2 separate regions of the Homo sapiens genome follow, and region 2 is linked to region 1. The links are chromatin loops, found by intact Hi-C in ENCODE. Cell type or tissue: heart right ventricle. All regions are shown on one strand. Each heading gives the region's core, and the rest is flanking DNA. Links, peaks and the distances in the headings are about the cores only.

Region 1 (8,275 bases), core at 1-8,000:
CAATGTGGAGGGCATGATCCACCCTCAGCAAGAGGATCCTATGTAACGAAAGGCATGAAAAACATCCAAAGTTCAGGCCATCCTACCAAGCCAGGCTTTGAGACAAGTGGGACCCAGTGGGTTAATTCCTGGCAGATGCCCAGGCACTTCCCTGAGGGTTCTGGGCCCTGAGGGTGCTGGGCCTTCCAGCCACCAAACACAGGCACCAAGGAGGAAGCCACGGAGCACATCCAGGCATTATGGTGCCAAACCCTGAAGCAGCCCTGCACGGCAGGTGCCCTCACTGCACAGCGGGTATGCTCACTGCACAGCGGGAGCCCTCGCTGCATGGGGGGTGCTTTTGCTGCATGGGGGGTATGCTCACTGCACGGCAGGTGCCCTCACTGCACAGGGGGTATGCTCACTGCACGGCGGGAGCCCTCGCTGCACAGTGGGTGCCCTCGCTGCACGTGTCTCAGGAGGAAGGACGGAGTCAGATGCTCAACTCACCCAAGCTTGTCCCGCTAGCAAACATCTATGGGCCCGGACAGGATCCTCCGAGGCCTCCTGCTGGCGCGGTCGACTATGGAAGTACACAGAGTGGCACTGGCTATTGTGTTTTTACGATGGTCACTCCCTGGATGGCCTGCAGGTCCACTTTTGTACCAGTTTAGGGTTCCTTTCATGCACGACTAAGCCAGGCAGAATCGGCTCACGCTGGCCTGTCTGCTGTTCATGTTTGTGTCTGTCTGTCCTGGGAGGCCTGGATGTCTGTGCTCCCAACTCAGGACATCCTTCCTTCCCCACCAAGGAGGCCATGATTCATCCAACACTTCACCCTGGGAAGCCCAGAGCTGGCACTAATAGGCAAGGGGCCTCTCAAGGAACCTTTTGTAGTGAAAATAAACAGGGGGCCGTGGCCCAGATGCCCAAATGCGCTCAGATGCCCAAACGCGTGCAGCCTTTCCGCCAGCTCCTGTTTTAAAAAGTGAGTGAATTCCCAACAATCGCATGGACTGAACTTGTTCCAGAGTCAGTGGGAACAGGATGTTTGTTACTAAAGAATAAAAACAGAAAAGCAAAGGTGAGAGAATGAGTGACAAAGGCCCCCGGACCTCAGAGTTCAGCAGGCGGCGGTTTTTCTGCCCAGCGCCGTGTGTACTGTGAATCTGAAAATTCATGTCTGTCTCCAGTTCTGGAAGATTCTGAGGCACCATCTCTCCTCCATTCTCTTCTCCTGGGATTCAGAAAAGCCCGGGAGCCTCTCGGCCCACTCGGCACCTCTCTCCATCCCGTGTCCTCTGCCCGCTCCAGGCCCCGCGTCCCTCCCCGTCCCGTGTCCTTCGCCCACTCCAGGCCTTGCACCCCTCTCTGTCTCGTGATCTTGAGGAATTCCACATTCCTGGCTTTCACGTCACTAACTTTGTTTTCAGCCACATTCAGTCTAGAGTTGACCCAGTACACAGAGTGTGAAGTTCCGATGACTCCATTCATTTCCGGGAATTAGCAAGAACCATCTTTTAAAAACTGCTAAACATTTCTGGCATAAATACACAAAATATAGATAATCACATTAAGTAGAGCTAATCAGGAACGCCTGAGTGGCCGCTTCCCGCCCACCCCATCCCCTTTCTCCCTCGCTGGGTAACTCCTTTCCTCAAAGTAGTGCCAGCACACCATTCCGTGTCACTCCGGACTTCCCAGCGATCGCTTCCGTTTCCATCTGTTCTTTATTCCTGCTTGTCTTCTTGTTTCTCAACTTGTTTTTTAGTGGATGTTGTTCTTTTAGCTTTTTGAGGATCTTAAACACGCCTCAATAAAGGTAACTTTGAGGTGGTTCTATTATCGGCACTTCCTTCCCGGGCTGGGTGCGAGGCTGCCCTTAGCGCCGGGTCTTCGGTGTTCTGAGGTAGCAGTCCCCAACCTTTTTGGCACCAGGGGCTGGTTTCATGGAAGACAATTTTCCATGGACCAGGGGGTGAGATGGTTTCAGGATGAGTCACGTGCGTTACGTTTATTGTACACGTTATTTCTATGACTACATTGTAACATATAATGAGATAATTCTACAACTCATCATCCTGTAGAATCAGTGGGGGCCTGAGCTTGTTTTCCTGCAACTAGACGGTCCCATGTGGGGACGATGGGAGACAGTGACGGATCATCAGGCATTAGTTTCATAAGGAGCGTCAGCTTGGATCCCTCGCGTGCACAGTTCACAATAGGATTTGTGCTCCTATGAGAATCTAATGCCGTTGCCGATCTGACAGGAGGCAGAGCTCAGGTGGTAATGCAAAAGATGGGGAGCAGCCGTAAACACAGATGAAGTTTCGCTTGCCCACCTCTCACCTCCTGCTGTGCAGTCTGGTTCCTAACAGGACCCGGACAGGTACTGGCCCATGGCCTGGGTGGCGGGGGCCCTGTCCTGAGGGGTTTGTGTGCAGGCTGCCCTGAGTGAGGGGCTCTCTGAATTCATGACTCTGTTCAGTGCTGCTGCTTTTCGGGGGCTTCAAGCCAACCACCCCATTCCCCTCCCCAGTGCTTGCTCTCACCTGGGGTTGGTCTGGGGTTTGGGCTCCAGGAGGCGGCGACACTGAGGCTGTGCCCCTGGTCCTGCTGCAGGGTGGCCCGGCCCCGTCTCCCCACAGGCAGCTCCAGCCGCCCCACCCTGAGGTCCCCCTTCCCGGCCGCGTGGAAGCTGAGCCTTGTCACCCCCACCCAGTGCTGGTTTGGAGACCTCTGCCTTGCTTCTTGCTGTGCCGTTTAATTTGTGGTATTTCATCTGTCATTGCTGTTTGTTCTCATAGTACCAACTTGAACAGAAGTCAAAGATGAGCATTTTCTATTTTCTTTTTTTTTTGAGATGGAGTCTGGCTCTGTCACCCAGGCTGGAGTGCAATGGTGCGATCTTGGCTCACTGCAACCTCCACCTCCTGAGTTGAAGCGATTCTCTTGCCTCAGCCTCCTGAGTAGCTGGAACTACAGGCGCGCACCACCATGTCCAGCTAATTTTTTTATTTTTAGTAGAGACAGGGTCACCATTTTGGCCAGGATGGTTTCTATCTCTTGACTTTGTGATCCACCTGCCTCAGCCTCCCAAAGTGCTGGGATTACAGGCGTGAGCCACCGTGCCCGGCCACGTTTTCTGCTTTTTTTCTATAAAACAAGCCACCATCAAACTTAAATACAGTCGTCCCTTGGTATCTGTGGGGTTTGGTTCCAGGAATCCTCCTCCTCTAGGATACCAAAATCCTCAAATGCTCAAGTCTCTGATAAAAAAAGGCATAGTATTTGCACATGACCCACACACATCTTCCGGCACACCTTAAACTGTCTCTAGATTACGTTTAACGCTAAATGTAACATCCACACGACGCTTCCTTCACGTGGGTTCAACGTTGTTTTAAGGCAGAACGCAACGTCCACACGACGCTTCCTTCACGAGGGTCCAATGTTGTTTTAAGGCCGAATGCAATGTGTACATGATGCTTTCTTCATGCGGGTTCAACGTTGTACTTGGTGCCCAACAAATTCAAGCTTTGCTTTTTGGAACTGTGGAATTCTGCCCCCCAATACATACATATTTATATATGCAAATGTAAGTACAAATTTGTATTTGTATGTATAAATGCACAAACATGTATATATGTAGCCATACACACACACACACACACACACACACACCCCTACTTTTAAAGACAAGGTTTTGGTCTGTTGCCCAGGCTGGGCTCAAGCGATCCTCCTGCCTCAGCTTCCTGAGTAGCTGGGACTACAGGTGTGTGCCACCAGCCCTGGCTAATTTTTAAATTTTTTGTTGAGATCGGGGTATGGCTATGTTGCCCAGGCTGGTCTCAAATTCCTGGGCTCAAGCAACCCTCCTGCCTAAAGTGCTGGAATTAAAGGTGTGAACCACCACACCCAGCCCGAGATAGTTTTGATCTGAGTTTGGGTGACTCCATGGATGCAAACGGAACCCAGGGACACGGAGGGCTGACTGCATATACACAGGCTGTGAACAACAGAAATGTCCTACCAGGATAAATCCTGATGAGTTTCTCTGGATCCGTCATGCCGCCCGAGGTTTTTAAGAACGTGTTGATAATACGGCATGAGATCAGTCGCGTCATCTTCGAATCCTCCTCCAGGGTGGTCAGGACCTGGGGCATCAGTGTTTCCTGCACGTCCCGTATCTGCAATCAGCAAACACATACGACGTGACTCACATCTGTCCTGGGGTGGGGTGGGGGTGCTCACCATCCGTGCACTCCTGCCTGGAAGGACTTAGGGGGCTTGAAAGCTTTACCTAAAAAGTAGGCTTGAATCTTCATTGTAAAATTTAGATTTTGAGCAATTTTTAACTTGCTTACTTGATTTTTAGAAAATACGCACACTGTTCACAACTCCTAGGTGAGGCACTAACCCTAAACCAGGGTAATGGCTCGCCTGGGCCCCAAGGACGTGGGGCTTTCGGCTGGAGCACCGACCGCACCACCCCGCGTGCACCAGGAGGTGGCGCTGATGCTGCACGGGCGCCCAGGGCAGCGCCTTCCCGCCGGGCGGCGACCAGGACGCGGGCGGGCATCAGTGTCTGTTTTCTGACACCTGGTACCAGCCGGAGGTGTTCATAGAAACGATGCGGAAAGCCCAGGCCCGTCCTCTGGCCTGGATCCTGGGATTCGACTCCTGGTCTTGCAGCCAGCATTGGGCCGGAAACCGAGAAACCGCACGCTCATGAGCGGCTGCAAAACCCGCAGCACGACCGGGCTGGCTGGGCCCGCGGCCTGGCTCCCGCTCTCCCGCCTGCTGTCTGAACCGCAGCCCGGCCGCCGGCTCCTGCCCTTCCGCCGCCAGTGTGGGGAGAGCCTCTTGGGGTACGGGCCCCAGGTGGAGGTGCAGCTGCTGCCTGCCCAAGTTCCTGCTGCGGGAGCTCTGCCGGGCGCCAGGAAGCCTGCGCAGTCCCCGGCCGGTGTCCACCGAGCACGCAGGGAGCCCCGTACCTGCTCTGCCGACAGGACCTCGCTGCTGGTGAGCGCCCAGAGGCAGGACACGGCAGCCGTGCGGATGGCCGCGGCTGTCCTCCCCGCATGCCACTGCAGATTGGGGGCCAGGATGTCCTTTGTCACCGTCTCGAGGTAGCTGGGAAACTGCCTGGAACCGGAACGGAGAGGGTGGATGAGGAGACCGGACAGGTGCTCGGAAGAAACGTTTCAGACTAGGGATGAATGGGGCTGAGGGGGGAGCCAAACAGGAAAACGAACTCGACCCCAAAACACGAGGCCCCTCCTCCTCTCAGGAGCTGCTTCTCAGTGCGAATTGGGAGGTTCCTCCAGGCCCAACCCTACCGGGGAGACAGGGGTGCCTGTGCCCCTGGCCTCTCCTGCGGCCCGCGTAGGTCCTGTTCTCCAGAGGCGAGCCAGAGGCCCTGGGCCGAGGGTGCACTTTCAGCCCCTCGCCGCTCCTAGCTTCAAAAGGAGGCCTGAGTGACGCCTGGGCTAGGGCAGGTGCGGTGGTGTCGGCAGCACCCAGTGAGCCCCTTTCCCATCTGCATCCCTCCCCCAGAAAAAGGCCAAGTCTCTCCAGCCACAGAACCCTCTGTCCAGCAAGGACAGTCGCTGCGGCTTCACAGAGGCGGGATGGGAGGGCCACAGGCGCGGTCCGGGGACCCAAGGGCCACAGCTCAGAGAGACGGGCAGTTCCCACCCTGTCGGCGACTTCGTCCTGATGGTGACCAGTCAGGTCAAAGTGCCACCAAGACAAACTCAAAGCAAAATGACACACTCATTAGTGACATCCCAACACCACGGTATGTTTCAAAGGTGGCTCTGGTCTCCAAGACCAGCTCCACAGCCCGCAGCCCTCCAGCGTCCGTGAAGCCTGCACAGCGTCCCTTCCTCTTCTGGAGGCGCCACCGGCTTGCTCCTGGCAGGGGCCATGTTGGGACCAGCCAGGTAGATGAGCAGATGTGGAAAGTGACGTTGGTGTGGTGTGATTTACACGCATTCCGCGAGGTTTCTGGCGTGGGTTCGTTTTTAAGCAGAGCTGCCATTTTCGGCACCGTGACTTGCAAGAGGGCTCTCTGGAATGAACGAACCCAGCGCCTGCTCCATGGTCACCACATGAAATGGCCTGGAAGTCCTGGCCTTCAGGGTGTGGGGTCCAAGTGTGGGCCAGGCGTGCCACACGGGCGCCACCTAGGAGTGCTTAGGTTTTTTTAAATTTTTTTTTTTTTTTTTTTAATTTTGGGGTGAAGGATACTCAGCCTGTGTCTGACAGAAGCTCCATCAGAACTTCTGGGCATTGATCAGAACCACCATCGAACCACTGAATGAGGCACGTTCCTTTTTTTTGAGACAAAGTCTCGCTCTTGCTGCCCAGGCTGGAGTGAAATGGCGCAATCTCCGCTCACTGCAACCTCTGCCTCCCAGGTTCAAGTGATTCTCCTGCCTCAGCCTCCTGAGTAGCTGGGATCACAGGCACTTGCCACCATGCACTGGGGCCGGGTACAGCCAGGCCTGCAGGACCCCAAGACACTATAGTCCACGGGCAGCAGGGCTGGGCACAGCCAGACCCACAGGACCCGAAGACGCTGCAGAGCCGGGGAACGAGGGGCCCAGCGGCTGGTGCTCCGGGTTCCCTGCCCGAGCACATTCCTATTCACAGAGGGACTCGAGGTCCACTGTGGGGCTTGACTTCCAGAAACGGTGCAGCCTCAAAGCCAGGAGCCTCTTGCCCTGAACTCGCAGCCACTTCTCTGGAGCTTCTGTCAGACGCAGGCTGAGCATCCTTCACTTCAGAATGCAAAGTGCTCCAGGGTCTGACCATATCTGAGCACTGACATGATGCTCAAATGAAATACTCACTGGAGCATTTTGGATTTCTGAAGTTCGGATTAGGGATGCTCTACAATGCAATTACTACAGAATTTTAAGAAAACCTAAACACAACTAGTCCCGAGTGTCCCAGGTAAGACACAGAAAGCCTGTGGGAGGCAGCCCTGAGAACCTCTCATGATTCATGGTGTCCAAGGTGGAGACACCATGGCAGACGCAGCCCTCAGCCCTCTTGGGCACCCGCACAGCAGGGACCTGCGTACAGCCGGCGCTCACAGCTGCGGTCAGCAGGAAGGTGCTCTGCGCAGACGATGGTCAGTGGCGACTCCCCGCCCACCATTTCTACTTCAGCAGAGCCAACTTGCTATTTCATGATTCTAAAAATAAAAACCAAACGGATAAAAAAAAAAATCTTTCCTATTAAAATAGCTAGTAAGTTCATTAAAATCACTGCCATCTGAACACTTTACTTCTCTTGACGCCAACCGCCTTCCACAAGACGTTGTTAGGCGCACTTTCTTTGGGAACTCAGCCCAGATGTGGAAACTGTGCTCTGCAGAGTTAACTGTTCCTGGGCAGAACCTGCCCAGCGGTTCCTCCCAAAATACAGCCGAGTGTGAGTTCCAGAGGGAAGGGCCTGGACCCTGCTGTGTTATCTGCATGGCATCTACACAAATATCAGCCTGCAAGCTGGACAGCTGCCACGGCTCTCGGTTCATATCTTTCTATGGTCCGTTCTAAGCCCTGAAGTCTTTGAAGACAAGCAGGAAACAAAATTTCCTGCAGTACGACAGGCGGGCTGAGGCCCGAGAGCAGAGATGAGGGTCATGAAGGAGAAAAGTCTGAGCGCCTGGACTCTTTCCACATGAGGCTCTGGTGTGTGAACTGCTTTCCGCTTTGACAGATGTGCTGCTGGGGCGGGTCCCGGTGCTGACGCAGCCCAGATCCAGCCGCACAGGCGGGGGTAGGACCCAGCTGACGGCACCTTTTGCTCTGAGCAAAGTAAGTGGCAGGGCCCTAAGAGCTGCCTCAGCAGTGGCACCCGGGCGGGGCCTCTTCCTCCACTGTCCCTCCCAGTGCTCCTAGAGGGCACCCATGCTTCTTGCCCTTACTTCAAAGCCGTACACCTGGAGGCCCTAGACCCTCGGGGTCTTAATGCCACCTAAAAGTTGTCTTAGATAACAAAGAGGTATTTTTACCACTTTGACCATCAATAGAAATTCAATCAGTTGTTTGTTAGGTTTGAAAAGTGCCCAAAGGCTTTTAAAACAGAGAACAGCTAATACATAAGCCATTAACAGTTAATGTTCCCTAAAACTTTTTCATTCACTGGAATTTTAATGACCACACGGAGATGACTTTGACTTAGTGCTTCTCTGTGCATTCCCTGCCGAGAGCTTGTGTTTACCCAGTGAGGATGGACTAGCTGCTTCCAGGCCAGTTAAGCTCAGGGGTCACTGCACACG
Region 2 (16,860 bases), core at 4,621-12,620, 120 kb after region 1:
GGGAGGTGGAGACTGCAGTGAGCCGAGATCGCGCCACTGCACTGGGCGACAGAGCGAGACTCCGTCTCAAAAACAAAAACAAAAACAAAAGCCCTCACAAGGCCCATGCGTCTGGACGTGCAGAGCTGTGGAGGAAGCAGCCTCTTGCTGTCCTGCCGGTGTCCATGGTCGCGGCCTGGGGTTTCCTCCCTGGGCTGGTTTTTGCAGCCGTCGTCTTCTTGCCTCACCAGTGTTGTTGTTTCTCCTCTCCCCATTGGCTCCCAGCTCCCTTCCTCACAGCTGCCTGCATGCGCAGAATATTCCGGCTCGGGACGGCGTGTGCGGCCACCATGTGGGTGCCCTCCTCTCCCCCTTTCGTGGTCACTTCGGTGCCTGTGGGCTGAATCATATGTGGCAGTTGGAAGTGCTCCACTAGGATGGAAGCTATACTCACTCATTCATTCAACAGGTGTTTAGTGAGCATCTCCTTCAGGCCAGACCCCGCCCGAGGGGTTGAAGATACTGCATGCGCAACACAGACCACCCCCTACCGTACCTGGCTTTACTGAGCTTTTTTCTAATGGAAGAGACTATAAGTAAATGAAATAAATTGTTAGAATATAGGATGAGGCAGTGAGACGTGCTGAAAAGAAACACAAGGTGGTGCAGGGGGTGGGGATGCAGTTTTGGTAGAGACCAGCGTCTTAGGATTGTGTCATCCTCATGGTTTGTGAGCCGTCCTGCACATCTCCGCAGAGTGTCTGTGCTGTGTGTGTGAGGTTTTTATTTGCCTGGTGTCATGAGACCCATGTTGGTGACTCTTTCTTAGCTTACAAATGACTGCGAGATAATATTTTTTTAAAAACATTAGGCCAGGCACGGTGGCTCATGTCTATAACCCCAGCATTTTGGGAGGCTGAGGTGGGTGGATCACTTGAGGCCAGGAGTTTGAGACCAGCCTGTCCAACATGACAAAACCCTGTCTCTACTAAAAATACAAAAATTAGCCTGGCATGATGGTGGGTGCCTGTAGTCCCAGCTACTCAGGAGGCTGAGGCAGGAGAATCACTTGAACCAGGGAGGTGGAGGTTGCAGTGAGCTGAGAATGCACCACTGCACTCCAGCCTGGGCAACAGAGTAAGACTCTATCTCAAAAAAACCCAAAAAACAAAAAACATTTTATCGTGGAAAACTTCAAAAGTATATGAAAGAAGAGTGGCTTTCGTGAGCCGCCGGCTTCCATAGCACAAGGTCATGTTCAGGCTGCTCTCATCTCTCTTCCCTCCCACTTTCTCCCGACCCTGATCTATTTTGAAGCAAACCTCAGCCATCAGATCATTTTGTCTGTGAATATTTCAGTGTAAGATGCTAACTTTGTTTTTTTCTGAGACAAGGTCTCACTCTATTGCCCAGGCTGGAGCACAGTGGTGCAGTCATAAATCACAGCAGCCCCCACCTCATGGGCTCCAGTGATCCTCCTGCCTCAGCCTCCTAGTAGCTGGAACTACAGGTGTGCACCACCATGCCTGGCTAATTTTTAATTTTTTTTGTAGAGATGGGGGTCTCGCTGTGTTGCCCAGGCTGGTCTTGAACTCCTGTCCTCAAGCAGTGCTCCCTCCTTGGCATCTCAAAGTGCTGGGATTACAGGTGTGAGCCACCGGACCCCGCCAAGTTGCTAATTTTTGATCTAGTTTCTTGTCTTCATAATCACATCACTGTGGATAGGTGAGGTTGGGGTAGCACATTCGCCGTCCATATGCTGGCTCACGGAGCTGCTGTCTCGGCCTGTGTTTCTGACGTGGGCCTTGCTTGTCGGGTTTGCATTTCTCTCTGCATTTAATTGGGAGCCTCTTTAGAAGGTGGGTCTGCTTCTGAGCTTCTTTCTGCTGCTGCAAAGCTGGGCTCAGTGGGAATTACGCAAGCCTCGCTGGTTCATGAGGAGGTGGAGGCTGTGAGAAGAAATGAAAGCGCCCCTGAGCCCAGACAATTATTTTCTTCTTGTTTTACAAGCCTGTTGCTGAAGACTCGACATTTTCTGCTTTACGTCTTGTGTGGTGACAGCTGGTTCATGCTTGTCCTTCAAAAAAAGCAACAGTTGCTAAGAGTCCCACAAACAAAGATGTGCTTTGACTCCCAGGAACAGCTGTGGAAGGACAGGGTGTCCTGTCGGCTGCTATGTCCAAATATTCAGACTGCCCAAAACGGCGCCTCAGCCCCTGGCGCCGCTGGGTACTGCCCCTCATTCCTGTCCACCACCCCCATAGCTTTGTATTTTCTAACGGTGAAAAAATGCCTTCTTACTTCTTGACCAGAGACACGAAGTCCTCTGAGTTAATTGAGTCTAAATATGGGGTATTGAGGGAGAAGAGGTCAGCATGAATCATTCACCCATTCATTCATTCATCCATCCATCCATCCATCCATCCATCCATGCACACATTCATTCATGCATCAATTCCTTCATTCACCCATCCACACATTCACTCATGCATCCATTCATTTGTTCACTCATTCATTCATCCATCCATCCATCCATCCATCCATCCATCCATCCGTCCGTCCATTCATCCATCCATTCATTTATCCATCCATGCACACATTCACTCATGCATCAATTCCTTCATTCACCCATCCACACATTCACTCATGCATCCATTCATTTGTTCACTCATTCATTCATTCATTCATCCATCTATCCATCCATCCATCCATGCATTCACTCATGCATCCTTTCATTCATTCACCCATCCATGCATTCACTCATGCATCCATTCATTTATTCACTCATTCATTCATTCATCCATCCATCCGTCCATCCATCCATCCATTCATCCATCCGTCCGTCCATCCATGCATTCACTCATGCATCCATTCATTCGTTCACTCATTCATTCATTCATCCATCCGTCCGTCCATCCATGCATTCACTCATGCATCCATTCATCTGTTCACCCATTCATTCATTCACCCATCCACACATTGACTCATGCATCCACTCATTCATTCATCTATCCACACATTCACTCATGCATCCATTCCTTTGTTCAGACATTTATCCATTCATTCATTCATCCATCCATGCATTTACACATCCATCCACTCATTTGTTCACCCATTTATCCATCCATTCACTCATGAATCCATTAATTCATTCACCCACTTATTCATCCATTCACTCATTCATTCATTCATCTACGCATTCACTTATGCATCCATTCCTTTGTTCCATTTATCCATTCATTCATCCATCCATCCATCCATCCATTCCCTCACTCATCCATTAATTCCCCCCTTATCCATACATTTAGTCATCCATCCACACATTCACTCATACATCCATCCAGTCATCCATTCACTCATTTATCCACTCATTCATTCACCCACTTATCCATTCATTTATCTATCCATTCATACATTCATTTCTTCATCTATTCATCTAGTCAGTCATCCATTCATTCATGCATCCATACATTCACCCATGCATCATCCATTCATTCACCCATTCATTCATTCATTAGCTCATGTATCCACTCATTCATCCATCCATGCATTCACCCACCCATCCACTAATTCACCTATTTATCCATCCATTCAGTCACTCATTTATCCATTCATTCATTTTTCCATTCATTCATTCACCCCTCCACACATTCACTCAGGCACCCATCCATTCATTCACCCATCCAGTAAATCCTGGTTGGATCTCCTCTGTGCCCAGTGCTGGAAATCGTGCTCACAGATGTAGACACAAGTGGGAGGAGAGCCCAAGGAGAAAATGACTTTCTGGGGAGGTGGAGGTGGATCTTTGTCTTTCAAAGGCTCATAAATGGATTTTTCTGACTCAGTGAGAAACCCAACCACTTACGCGGGGGCAGACCTTGTATCCCAGAGAGCAGCCTCACATGCTGTCTCATGTAACTCCCCAATGGACCCAGGAAGTAGGGGCGTCATTTGCTCTGTTTCACCCAGAGGGTAACTGAGGTTGGAGAGACTCACTTGGGGCATGCTCTCATCAATCAGGGAACCAACTCTGAATCATATGTGGCAGTTGGAGGTGCTCCACTAGGATGGAAGCTACACTCACTCATTCATTCAACAAATGTTTAGTGAGGATCTCCTTCAGGCCAGGCCCTGCCCGAGGGGCTGCAGATACAAGATGCGCAACACAGACCACCCCTACCATACCTGGCTTTACTCAACTCTTTTCTAATGGAAGAGACAATGAGTAAATGAAATAAATTGTTAGAATATAGGATGAGGCAGTAAGAAGTGCCAAAAAGAAACACAAGATGATGCAGGGGATGGGGATGCAGTTTTGGAGGGGGGCCTGGAAAAGCCATGCTGAGAAGGGAAGATTGAGGAAATACCTGGGGGAAAGAGGAAGTGAACCAGGAATTTATCTGGGGAAAGAGCATTGCCGGCAGCAGGAGGGCAGGTGCAAAGGCCCTGTGGTCAGGGGCATGCCTGGTTGTCCAAGAATTAACAAGGAGGCCAGTGAAGCCAGAGCAGAGCCTGGGAAGAGGCCATTGACAGGTGATGAAAACACAGAGGAAGAGGCGCCAGATCTTGTAGGGCATTCTGGGTCACTGCAAGGACTTTGGCTTTTATTCTGAGATGGGAGGCCCTAGAAGGCATAGCATGTCGGCTCTTACATGTTTTATTTAGCAGGGTCTGTCTGGCTCTCCACTAAGAATAGAAGGTAGGGGGACAAGGGCAGAAGTGGAAAACCCAGTTAAGAGGTTGTTTTGCTAATTCCAGGCAGGAGATGCTGATTTCTGGGATCAGGGCAGTACCACTGGCAGTGGTAAGTGGTTAGTTGATTCTAAAGAAAGGGGCCCTGTCTAGCCTGAGATGGTTCAGCTATGAGGTTTGTTTCCAGTGCTGGGCTCCTCTCTTGGTTATGAGATTCCTTGGAGGCAACGGCAATGATAACAATGATGTTGATGGTGGTGATGGTGATAATGAGTGTTGGTGGTGATGATGGTGGTGATGTTAAAGTTGATGGTAATGGTGATAAAAATGGTGATAGTGATGGTGATGAAGATGGTGATGGTGAAGGTGATAAGAATGGTGGTGACGGTGATGAGGATGGTGATGATGTAGATGGTGATGATGGTGATGGTGAAGGTGATGAGGATGGTGATGGTGAAGATATTGATGGTGATGAAAATGGCAATGATGGTGATGATGAAGGTGATGAGGATGGTGATGATGGTGATGGTGAAGGTGGTGAAGATGGTGATGGTGATGTAAATGGTGATGATGGTGATGGTGAAGGTGATAAGGATGGTGATGATGGTGATGAAGATAGCAGTGATGGTGATAGTGAGGGGATGAAGATGGTGATTTGGTGATGGTAGTGATGAAGATGGTGATGATGATGGTGATAGTAGTGAAGATGGTGATGGTGATGAAGATGGCAATGATAGTTATTGTGAAGAAATGATGATGGTAATGACAGTGATGGAGATGAAGATGGTGATGAGGATAGTGATGAGGATGGTGATGATGGTGATAAAGATGGTGATGATGGTGATGGTGGTGAAGATGGTGATGAGGATGGTGATGATGGTGATGAGGATGGTGATGATGGTGATGAAGATGGTGATAATGATGGTGATAGTGGTGAAGATGGTGATGGTGATGAAGATGGCAATGATAGTGATTGTGAAGAAATGATGGTGATGATGGTGATGGTGATGAAGATGGTGAGGAGGATGGTGAGGATCGTGATGAAGATGGTGATGGTGATGAAGATGGTGATTGTGAAGTGATAAGGATGGTGATGATGATGGTGACGGTGGTGAAGATAGAGATGGTGATGAAGACGGCAATGATGATGATCATGAAGGGATGATGATGGTGATGATGGTGATGGAGATGAAGATAGTGGTGGTGATGGTGAAGGTGATGGTGATGATGGTAGTGATGGTGATGAAGGTGATGATGGTGATGTTGGTGATGATGGTGATAGTGATGATGATAATTATCATGGTAATAAGGGTGATGAGCACTAGTTATAACACCACATTAAGTGTATATAACCCATTTGGCCTCTTGTTGTGCTTTCCTAGAAATCATCTGCAATGGATGTTGGAGTTGATTCTCCATTATTCCCACCCCTCCCCAGCTATGTAGCACCATGTGGTTTGGGAGGGGATTGAATCTACCATGAGCTTTTGGAGTAGCCCTTATTTTAGCCCATTCTGGATGAGTCCATCCATCAACGACTGTGACTGGATCAGGTAACCCAAGACTAAGCCAACCAGCTCAGGACAGTTCCTGAGGCCCCTGTCCAGTGGCCAGGTGGCCTTGCTTAGCAGTGGTCCCATGAGAAGCAAAGAGAGTTTACTAAAGGCTTCTGGGAAAGGGACCTTGCTCCCTGGGGATAACTACACTTCTGGAAGCCAGCCCTCACTTTCCTTCTGAACGATGAGGTGGGTGAATGGGAAGCTTGGGAGGCAGTGTTGGGAAGAGGCTGCTGCTGCAAAGTACAGAAATGGACAGAACCTGGGTCTTTGAAGGCCTCGTTGAATTCCTGAATTCAACCCACCCCAAGGTTCCCTATGGTGTACTTGACATTGGTGGCCCCCAAAGAGCCTCAGACACTGGCCTGGCTCCCCACTTGTGTAGTTCCTTCTGCGTTGGCTCTGGGCCTGGCTGTGTGGCTGGGTTTGGCCAATGGTACATTAGCAAGTGTGATGCCAGGAGAGGCTGGAGAAGCACTTGTCCACTGGGAGCGGGTCCTTCTTGGCGCCCAGCCACCATGCAGTGGGGAAGCCCAAGCAGTCATGTGGAGGGACTCCTGGGGGTGGAGCTGGGACTCCTGGCCAGTGGCATCCCTGAGTGCCAGGCCGGTGGCCACCACCAACCACCCTGTGTGGAAATCAGCCATCCCAGCCAACACCATGGGAGGGAGGAGGCCTGCCCCATCAACCCACAGAACCATGAGGAAGAGTGAATTTTTTTGTCAAGGCACTCTGTTTGAGGTGGTTTGTTATGTAACAATAAATAACCAAAATACCCGAGTACCAGTTATTGGAGCCAAGAAATCCTTATTGAATGGGTTGGGAATTGTCTCTGGCTCCAAATCTCTATCCCTTCCAGCGACCCTGGACAGCAAGCTGGGAAAACGAGACACTCCCACATCACAAATGGTGAGCCTGGACTGCCAGTCCCTAGGGCAGAACCTCCAGATTTACAAAATAGTCTCCTGTGTGAGCGTGAACTGTCTTCCAAGAGGGGTTTCCCCAGGTTCCTAGCACTGCGTGGGTATGAACTTTCTTCCGAGAGGGGTTTCCCCAGGTTCCTAGCACTGTGTGGGTGTGAACTGTCTTCCGAGAGGGGTTTCCCCAGGTTCCTAGCGCTGCGTGGGTGTGAACTGTCTTCCGAGAGGGGTTTCCCCAGGTTCCTAGTGCTGCACGGGTGTGAACTGTCTTCCGAGAGGGGTTTCCCCAGGTTCCTAGCTCTGTGTGGGTGTGAACTGTGTTCCGAGAGGGGTTTCCCCAGGTTCCTAGCGCTGCGTGGGTGTGAACTGTCTTCCGAGAGGGGTTTTCCCAGGTTCCTAGCGCTGTGTGGGTGTGAACTGTGTTCCGAGAGGGGTTTCCCCAGGTTCCTAGCGCTGTGCGGGTGTGAACTGTGTTCCGAGAGGGGTTTTCCCAGGTTCCTAGCACTGTGTGGGTGTGAACTGTCTTCCGAGAGGGGTTTCCCCAGGTTCCTAGCGCTGTGTGGGTGTGAACTGTGTTCCGAGAGGGGTTTCCCCAGGTTCCTAGCGTTGTGTGGGTGTGAACTGTGTTCCGAGAGGGGTTTCCCCAGGTTCCTAGCTCCGTGTGGGTGTGAACTGTCTTCCGAGAGGGGTTTCCCCAGGTTCCTAGCGCTGTGTGGGTGTGAACTGTGTTCCGAGAGGGGTTTCCCCAGGTTCCTAGCGTTGTGTGGGTGTGAACTGTCTTCCGAGAGGGGTTTCCCCAGGTTCCTAGCTCCGTGTGGGTGTGAACTGTCTTCCGAGAGGGGTTTCCCCAGGTTCCTAGCGCTGTGTGGGTGTGAACTGTGTTCCGAGAGGGGTTTCCCCAGGTTCCTAGCTCCGTGTGGGTGTGAACTGTCTTCCGAGAGGGGTTTCCCCAGGTTCCTAGCGCTGTGTGGGTGTGAACTGTGTTCCGAGAGGGGTTTCCCCAGGTTCCTAGCGCTGTGTGGGTGTGAACTGTCTTCTGACAGGGGGTTTCCCAGGTTCCTAGCACTGTGTGGGTGTGAACTGTCTTCTGACAGGGGGTTTCCCAGGTTCCTAGCGCTGCACGGGTGTGAACTGTCTTCTGACAGGGGGTTTCCCAGGTTCCTAGTGGGAGTGTTTTGTTGACACGTGAAGTCTGTGTGATAAATAACACAGGGCCCTGGGAGTCAGAGATTGCTAAAGCCTCGTGGAAGAGCTCTGTAAGGCATCATGTGTTTCGGGGTCCTTTCCGAGGAACATGGAACTCGTATGAATTTTCAGGCTGGCTTTGTCAGTCAACATGGATCATGCTTCCTCCATGGCACACGTCCCTATAGGCATGCTACATGCACAGCCTGGTTTGCCCCTTGCAATCACCCCTCATGGCAGGTCCCTGCGGACTTGAGGGCCAGAGGCCCCTAGGAGCCTGGCTGTATGCTGGGTCCTGTCTGGGTGCCTGTAGGAGGCAGAGACAGGGCAGAGTAGATTTGGCACCTGCTCTTGAGCAGCCCCCAAATTCCAGACCTGAAGGAGTTTCAGCACCAAAGCAGGAACCCGGGGAAGCTTCCAGAAGGCAGCAGGGCTTGAATGGCTTGGACTAGCCTCTGTGCCTCTGAGCTTCCTGGTCCAGAGAGGTGATGATGCTTAGGACTGTTTTGCTGCACAGAAGAAGCTGAGTCAGGGCTCTCGGTGGCCGGTGAGCCAGGGGTGCTCCAGGATGAGTCCCGCAGGCATCCGCCAGCACGGGCAGGGAGGGAGGCAGCAGCTTTGCCTCAGACGCCTCTGGGCTCGGTCCCAGCCTGCTGCCTGCTGGCCACGTGACCTTGGCAAATGACGTGACGTCTCTGAGCTGCCTGTGGGCCACGTGACCTTTGCAAATGACATGACCTCTCTGAGCTTCAGGCCTGTTCCCTCTGTCCTTGAAGTTGGCGCAGTCAAAGGCAGAAAAGGGGCTGTCCCCAGGCAGAGCCCCCACCCACCGCCATTGCGCCTCCATTCCACAGGTGCCCCACGCTGTTCGGGTGGCAATGGCGGGACGTGTGCAGGGGCGGGAGGCTGTGCCAGAAGTGCACCAGGCAGGCAGTGGGTGAGGGCACCAGAGCCAGGAATGACTCCCAGAGGAGGGGGTGTTTGCAGCCCAGAGCTGGAGGTTCGGAGGTGCAGCCGGTGTGAAGGCTGGAGGGCTGGAAAGAGCCTTTCGTGGTTGGAACTGATCAGGTGGAGTGAGCAGGGAGGGAGGGAGGGGCTGAGTTGGGGTGGCAGTGGCTCTGGGGGCTGTGGTTTTCCAGCAGGGCACACAGACCCTTGGGATGCAGACCCTCTAGGGTCCCTCAGACAGGGTCCACAGTCCCAGGTCTGCATTCTCAGAACTGCCATTGAGGCCACCTGTCCTCTTCATCAGAGAAGGCACACTCACTCACACACCTGGGTCCTGCCTGCACAGATTGCAGTCACCTCACAACGGCATGGCCAGATGCTTCTTATAAACAAGGCACTACAGGCTGGGCATGATGGCTGATGCCTGTAATCCCAGAGCTCTAGGAGGCTGAGGCAGGAGGATCACTTGAGCATAGGAGTTTGAGACCAGCCTGGGCCGCATAGCAAGACCCTAATCTCTACAAAAAAAAAAAAAAAAAATTAGCTGGGCCTGGTGGCTCATGCAGCTACTCAGGAGGCTGAGGCAGGAGGATCACGTGAACATAGCCTGGGCAGCATAGCAAGACCTCAAGCTCTACAAAAAAACAGAAAATTAGCCAGGTGTGGTGGTGCTTGCCTGTGGTCCCAGCTACTCAGGAAGCTGAGATGGGGGGATCGCTTCAGTCCAGGACTTTGAGAGCAGCCTGGGCAACATAGCAAGACACTAATCTCTGCAAAGAACAAAAAATTAGCCAGGCCTGGTGGCTCATGCAGCTATTCAGGAGGCTGAGATGGGAGGATCGCTTGGGTCTGGGAGTTGGAGGCTGCAGTGACCCAGGGTCGTCACTGCAATCCAGCCTGGACAACAGAGCAAGACCCTGTCTCAAAAAATAAAAATAAATAAATAAATAAATAAATAAGGCGCTACATATAAATCAGTGTAAATATAAAACACACTAAATGATGTATTTCGAAAATAGCTTTACTTCTTCAATTGAATAATTACTTACCAAAAATGTTAATGTATAAACGTTTAGTTAACTGTCTGCTAACACTAAAAAGAAATCCTGAAGAAAAATATGATGCTTATAACCTTGTGTTCACAGGGAAAATAATTCCAAACATTCAACGCGTCTTTTACAAGGAAGCATGATAGGGAGATCAAAAAATATTAAGATACGTTTTAAATTAAAACATTTTTACATTGGGATAAATTCTGTGGGAAATGGGCTAGAAATACTCATTCGAGGAGAAAAGGAGCAGTGGAAACATTCTAAATGTTAAAAGCTTTTAAATTTTTATTTATTTATTTATTTTGAGACGGAGTCTCACTCTGTCACCCAGGCTGGAGTGCAGTGGCACGATCTCAGCTCACTGCAACCTCCACCTCCCAGATTCAAATGATGCTCCTGCCTCAGCCTCCCGAGTAGCTGAGATTACAGGTACCCGCCACCATGCCAGGCTAATTTTTGTATTTTTAGCAGAGACCAGGTTTTACCAGGTTGGCTAGGCTGGCCTTGAACCCCTGACCTCAGGCGATCCACCTGCCTCGGCCTCCCAAAGTGCTGGGATTACAGGTGTGAGCCACCGTGCCTGGCCAAATGTTAAAAGTTCTTAAATTTTCTCCGTGATATCTTGTTTTGGTGAGTGTCCAATCCCTATGGGTTTATATTTCATTTATTTATTTATTTATTTTTTCAGATGGAGTCTTACTCTTGTCACCCAGGCTGGAGTGCAATGGTGCAGTCTTAGCTCACTGCAACCTCTGCCTTCTGGGTTCAAGTGACTCTTCTGCCTCAGCTTCCTGAGTAGCTGGGATTACAGGCACTGCCACCACGCCTGGCTAATTTTTTTGTTTGTTTGTTTTTTTGAGACGGAGTCTCACTCTGTTGTCCAGGCTGGAGTGCGGTGGCGTGATCTCGGCTCACTGCAACCTCCGCCTCCTGGGTTCAAGTGATTCTCCCGCCTCAGCCTCCTGACTAGCTGGGATTACGGGCACGCACCACCATGCCCAGCTAATTTTTGTATTTTTGTAGAGATGGAGTTTTGCCATGTTGGCCAGGCTGGTCTCAAACTCCTGACCTCAGGTGATCTGCCTGCCTCAGCCTCCCACAGTGCTGGGATGACAGACGTGAGCCACCATGCCCTGCCTATGGGTTTATATTTCATTGGCTATGTTTAAAAGAGAGAAGGGCAGTTAAAATACCAACTTTCACAATAGGCCAGAAATTACTCCTTTTTGCAACTACCTAAACTTGTAATGAAACATTATAGATGCTAACTTAAAAACAAGTGAAGAGGTACGTAGTTTAAGATTTTTTTTTTTTTAATTTTGGAGGTAGAGTCTCGATATGTGGCCCAGGCTGGAGTTCAGTGGTGTGATCATAGCTCACTGCAGCCTCAACCTCCCAGCCTCAAGCAATCCTCCCACCTCAGCCTCCCAAGTACCTGGGACCACAGGTGCGCACCACCACACCCGGCTAATTTTTAAATTTTTTGTAGAGCTGGGGTCTTGATGTGTTGCTCGAGCTGGTCGCAAACTTCTGGCCTCAAGCAGCGTCTCAAAGCACCGGATTACAGGTGTGAGCCACCATGCCCGGCCATAATGAAGCATTTTAGGTGCTAACTGAAAAACAACATGCGAGGAGGTTTTTTTTTTTTTTTTTTTTTTTTTTGGAGACGAAGTCTCGTTGTTGCCCAGGCTGGAGTGCAGTGGTGCGATCTCGGCTCACTGCAGGCTCTGCCCCCCCAGGTTCATGCCATTCTCCTGCCTCAGCCTCCTGAGTAGCTGGGACTACAGGCGCCTGCCACCTCGCCCGGCTAATTTTTTGTATTTTTAGTAGAGACGGGGTTTCACTGTGTTAGCCAGGATGGTCTCGATCTCCTGACCTTGTGATCCACTTGTCTCGGCCCCCCAAAGTGCTGGGATTACAGGCATGAGCCACCGCGCCTGGCCTGGAGGTACGTGTTTTAAGAAAACTCTTTGGATAGCAAATGGGTGGTTATTCATGGTTATGGGATTAAAGACCGGACGGAGTGGGAGCTGCTGGGGGGTGTTGGGATCATAGAGGGGGCATGGATGGGAGAGGACGAGGAGGCTACGGGGCAGCAGGAGAGGCCAGGAGAGTTGTCCCAGCCACAGGTGATGCTGGCTTGGGTGGGCTGGAGACGGGACAGTGGACAGACTGGGTGATGGCCCTTGGTTAGACCAACGGGTTTTGCTGAGGACCTGACATGGGAGGGTGAGAACGGGAGTGAGGAAGGCTGATCCGCAGGTTGGGGGTTGCTGGTGCCCCCAACCCCGGAGGAGGTGGGCAGGCAGGCTGGTTTTGGCCACAAGAGTTTGGGCGCCCTGTAGGACGTGGGAGAGAGGGGACAGGTGGTCGGCTGTGTGGCTCTGGCCGGCCATGTTGCGTCCCATGCCCCTTTCTTCCCCACCTCTGGGTGGCCCCTTTGGTGTTTCACTTTTGTGGAAGCTGAGCAGCCTGGGCCAGGAGTGGGGGGCAGTGTCACCCCTGCCAGGGCCCCCGGCTCCCTGCCAGGTGTACCGCTGCCGCCCTCAGCCCAGGGCCCTTCGCCTGTGATCCTGCCGGGTGTGAGCTCAGCTAATGGCCTTTTTGGATTTGGACCCTCTTCCTGTTATGATCGGGCGGATGGCCAATTTAAGCATTTAAATCTTGGTTTTAATTTAGTTTGGTTAACATGGCTTAGTCTTAATTACCTGTGCAGTAGCGGCCCCGTCGTAGGATGCTGAGCACTCTGAGCCATTTCATCATCGTGTGATTTCATGCATCTCATTGTGAGTTCAGGGGTTCAGAGGGAGAAGCGTGAAGCCATTTCTAAGTGATGTTTTTATGGGAAACAAGGTTTAATTGTGTGGAAATAGCCATGATTCTGCACGCAGCCCCATTAGGAAACGAGCTCCGCTCTTCTTTCAGTTACTCCAGAGCTGTCATTAGCTCGGGGCCAAGAAGAAGGAGGAACCATTTTCTGTGTCTTCCTGCCCCACCATCGAGCTGCTTGGCACTTGGAATTGCAGAAGCAGAAAAGTTCATGAATTTGGATTTCCCCAGGTTTAGAATTTATGCACCGTCCTTCTAGAATCACTGAAATTGTTCTCTTAAAACGTAGCACTCAGGCCAGGCGCGGTGGCTCACGCCTGTAATCCCAGCACTTTGGGAGACCAAGGCGGGAGGATCGCTTGAATCCAGGAGTTTGAGACCAGCCTGGGGAACATAGGAAGACCCTGTCTCTACAGTAGATTCAAAAATCAGCTGAGCATGGTGGTGCACCTGTGGTCCCAGCTACTTGGGAGGCCGAGGTAGGAGGATTGCTTGAGCCCAGGAGGTTGAGGTTTCAGTGAGCTATGATTGCACCACTGCACTTCAACCTGGGAGGCAGAGCAAGACTCTGCCTCTTAAAAAAAAAAATAGCGTGCAGTTGGGGTTACTGAGCAACATGTTGGTGACGAAGGAGCCGGAATCTCAGCTGTGGGCCTCGTGGGGTCAGGTGCACACTTGGACTTTGCTGTCAGCTCCTGCCCTTTCCGGGTACCCTGGCATCACTGCTCTGAAAACAGGGACCAGATCGGGGCTGGGCCACAGAGCCCCAGAGGGGTCTGACTGGCGAGTGGACGGCAACCTGCCTGTACTCCCTGGGGCTCAGGGAGCACCCCCGCATGCTGACCTCACGGTCCCCTCCCAGTAGACGCACATCCGGGATCCCAGGGTCCCCTGGGAGCCCCAGGCCTCTCCCCAGGGCACTGGAACACAGGCCTGGAGGCTGGAGGGCTTGGAACTCGTCTCACTGCCTCCCAGGCCCTCCCAGACTTTATTCCCTGAACAGCTTCAGAGAAACAGCCTGTCCGTGACGGCTGTGGGACTGGCTTTGAGTCTTGACCTCCCAGGCTTGAGTGATCCTCCCATCTTAGCCTCCTGAGTAGCTGGGACCACAGGGGCTCGCCATCACACCCGGCTAATTATTTTTATTTTTAGTAGAGACAGGGTCTTGCTATGTTGCTTGGGCTGGTCTTGAACCCCTGGGCTCAAGCAATCCTCCTGCCTCGGCCTCCCAAAGTGCTGGGATTACAGGCTTGAGCCACTGCGCCCAAGTAGACTGAGTGAGATTGATCTTTCTTCTAAGAAATCTGCATAGGTGAGATCTTAGAAGCATTGCAGCCTGGCTCAGAAACACCTGGGTCTCGCCTGTACCTGGATCCCTCCTGCCGCGTCTTCGGCTCTCTCTGCTCCTTTCTGTAGGAGGGAGAGGACCGGACTTGGGTGCTGCAGGCCGGGTTCTCATGCTGTGCCTGCTGCCTGCCGAGTGACCTTGGGTGGGTGCTGCCCTCTCTGGCCTCCGCGAGGGGTGTGAGGGGAGGATGTGGTGGAGGAGGCATCCCTGCCAGATTTCTCTTCCGGATTTCTAAATCAGGGATCTGCAGTGAATCACGGGGCCCTTTGCCCTCACTCGTCCACACTGCGCCTTATTTATAGAGGCTGAAGAGACGGCTCATTGCGGAGAAGAGGCTTGTCTTGGGTCACCTTTTCAGGGTCTCACATCTCCCCATCGTGAGACGGGGTGGCCTGGGCGGCCTCTGAGCAGGCCCAGGACTCAGCTCTGCAGCACACGGGACCCTTTGGCCGACGGCACTGCCCGGTCCAGCCTCTTTGGGGCCCGCTTCCCTGGAAGGCTATGGGAGGTGTCTGGGGGAAGGGTCTGGCCCTGGTGCCTGCCCTCTGGGAGGGAGAGCTGGGGTTTGCCCTTTGCTGGGCTGTGGTCCAGCCACCCAGGCCCTGGTGGGTTGAAAGTCTCCCTGTCCGGAGGCCTGGGGGTGGACGCTCAGCTGCTGAGGCTGAGAACGGCCCTGCATTGCTTCCTTCCAGTTGTGGGCACTCGCATGGCCAGACTGGTGCCCCCTCAGTGCTGGGAGGGCTCCCTGGCAGCGGGGAGTGGAGGGTGGGCCCTCGGAGGGATGCTGGACCCCGGGATGGCGTCCGAGTGGGGCTTCCCTCCTGATGCAAGAGCCTGCAGGCAGAGAGGGCTTCCCGTGGAGACCCCCCTCAGCCTCTGCACACCCAAGGAGGAGCAAAACCCCGTTCCGAATGTGCGCGCCTCAGTTTCCCCACCTCATTGTGTACCTCCAGCTCCTCACAGTGTGGGGTGGAGCAGGAGCCGGGAGTGAGTGATTCCAGCAGGATTTTAAGAGCATCACGGACATTTCAACGATGCCTTGAACAGGGGAGTCATTCTATAATATGAGGGTTCATCCTGACGCAGGTTGAACATCCCGCCTGTCGGTGCCCTGTGCTGCCTGCCTGTGTAGGTGAGGGCACAGGAGGGGGTGCATGTGGCCCGTGACTTAGCACCTCTGTTTGTCTGCAAGATGAAGACTTAGGGCTTAGTGTAGTGGGCCGTGTAGCAGCCGCCCCTAGCTTCGTAGCACTGGGCAGCCGGCATTTCATCATGCTCACGGGTTTGTGGGTGGGAATTCGAATGGCACAGTGTGGATGGCTTGTCCCTGCCCCGCGATGTCTGGGACCTCAGCTGGAAAGGCTGGTGTGACTTGGGGCGACGGGAGTGGCTGGGGGTTGGATAATATGGAGGTGCCACTGGGCACCCTGAACCCTGTGCATCTGTGTAAGGCCTCACGGGGGCTTGAGCTCCCTCACAACATGGCCGCCTCAGCTGACAGACCTCCTGCCTGGCAGCTCTGGGCTTTAATAGCTGGTATTCCAGGAAGCTGCGACTTTTTTTTTTTTCAAGATGGAGTCTCGCTCTGTCGCCCAGGCTGGAGTGCAGTGGCGCAATCTTGGCTCACTGCAACCTCCACCTCCCCAGTTCAAGTGATTCTCCTGCCTCAGCCTCCCGAGTAGCTGGGATTACAGGCCTGCGCCACCATGCCCAGCTAATTTTGTATTTTTATTAGAGACTGGGTTTCTTCATGTTGGTCAGACTGGTCTCGAACTCCCAACCTCTGGTGATCTGCCTGCCTCGGCCTCCCAAAGTGCTGGGATTACAGGCATGAGCCACTGTGCCTGTCCAAAGCTATGACTTTTTATGAGTGAGCTGCGAAGGATCGTCCAGTTGTTCTCACGCTTTCCTCCCTGAAGGACGCAGGGTCCAGGTCTTATTCCTTTAGGGATTCCCCGTGCCTCGCGCTGCCTAAGCTCATGGTTTTAAAGTGTGTCCTGGGAGGTGGAAGGTGTGAGTAAATCTTGCGGTATTTCTCATCCAAAATTGTAAATGTAAATTGTCATGCCAATGCAGTTTGAAGATGGCATGAAAGAGTGACTGAATATAGTATCAGGAAGTTTAAAATTAAAGACTGTTGTCTTTCTCTTTTGCAATGGCAGAGTCTGATTATTTTCAAGGTAATTATAGCATTCATACCAACGGCCAATGTGCTCAGCACTTGATGGAATACCGGCTATGTGCCAGGCTCTGCCGTACACAGAATTCCAGGTACTACTCCACATCCCAGTGAAGTGCGGGGTTAGCACCATCCATCCTTTACAGAAGGGGAAACTGAGGCTCAGAGTGGC

The links. Peaks named below come from ENCODE experiments on the same cell type or tissue, not always from the same donor. Only the 100,000 strongest peaks of a DNase experiment are listed, where the experiment ranks them.
Region 2: it touches region 1 in a loop (2.2-fold over the local background); 3 of 110 quality-filtered maps call a loop at or near these places.

The regions. Positions count from the first base shown.
Region 1 is chr7:770,900-779,174 of GRCh38, reverse strand. DNAAF5 (dynein axonemal assembly factor 5) reads right to left here. Exons shown (of 13, transcript NM_017802.4): 10 at 4,977-5,127; 11 at 4,013-4,169. Among named protein-coding and RNA genes, the nearest start is that of PRKAR1B, 48 kb to the right of the region's middle. In heart right ventricle, for the core only: a CTCF peak has its summit at 4,477 (motif pointing right); DNase peaks (open chromatin) are centred at 4,517 and 7,704; H3K27ac peaks cover 1,152 bases.
Region 2 is chr7:642,940-659,799 of GRCh38, reverse strand. All of the region lies in intron 4 of PRKAR1B (protein kinase cAMP-dependent type I regulatory subunit beta), which reads left to right. Among named protein-coding and RNA genes, the nearest start is that of PRKAR1B-AS1, 49 kb to the right of the region's middle. RefSeq lists an enhancer at 7,262-8,461. In heart right ventricle, for the core only: no CTCF peak of the experiment used is centred there; a DNase peak (open chromatin) is centred at 8,989; H3K27ac peaks cover 1,842 bases.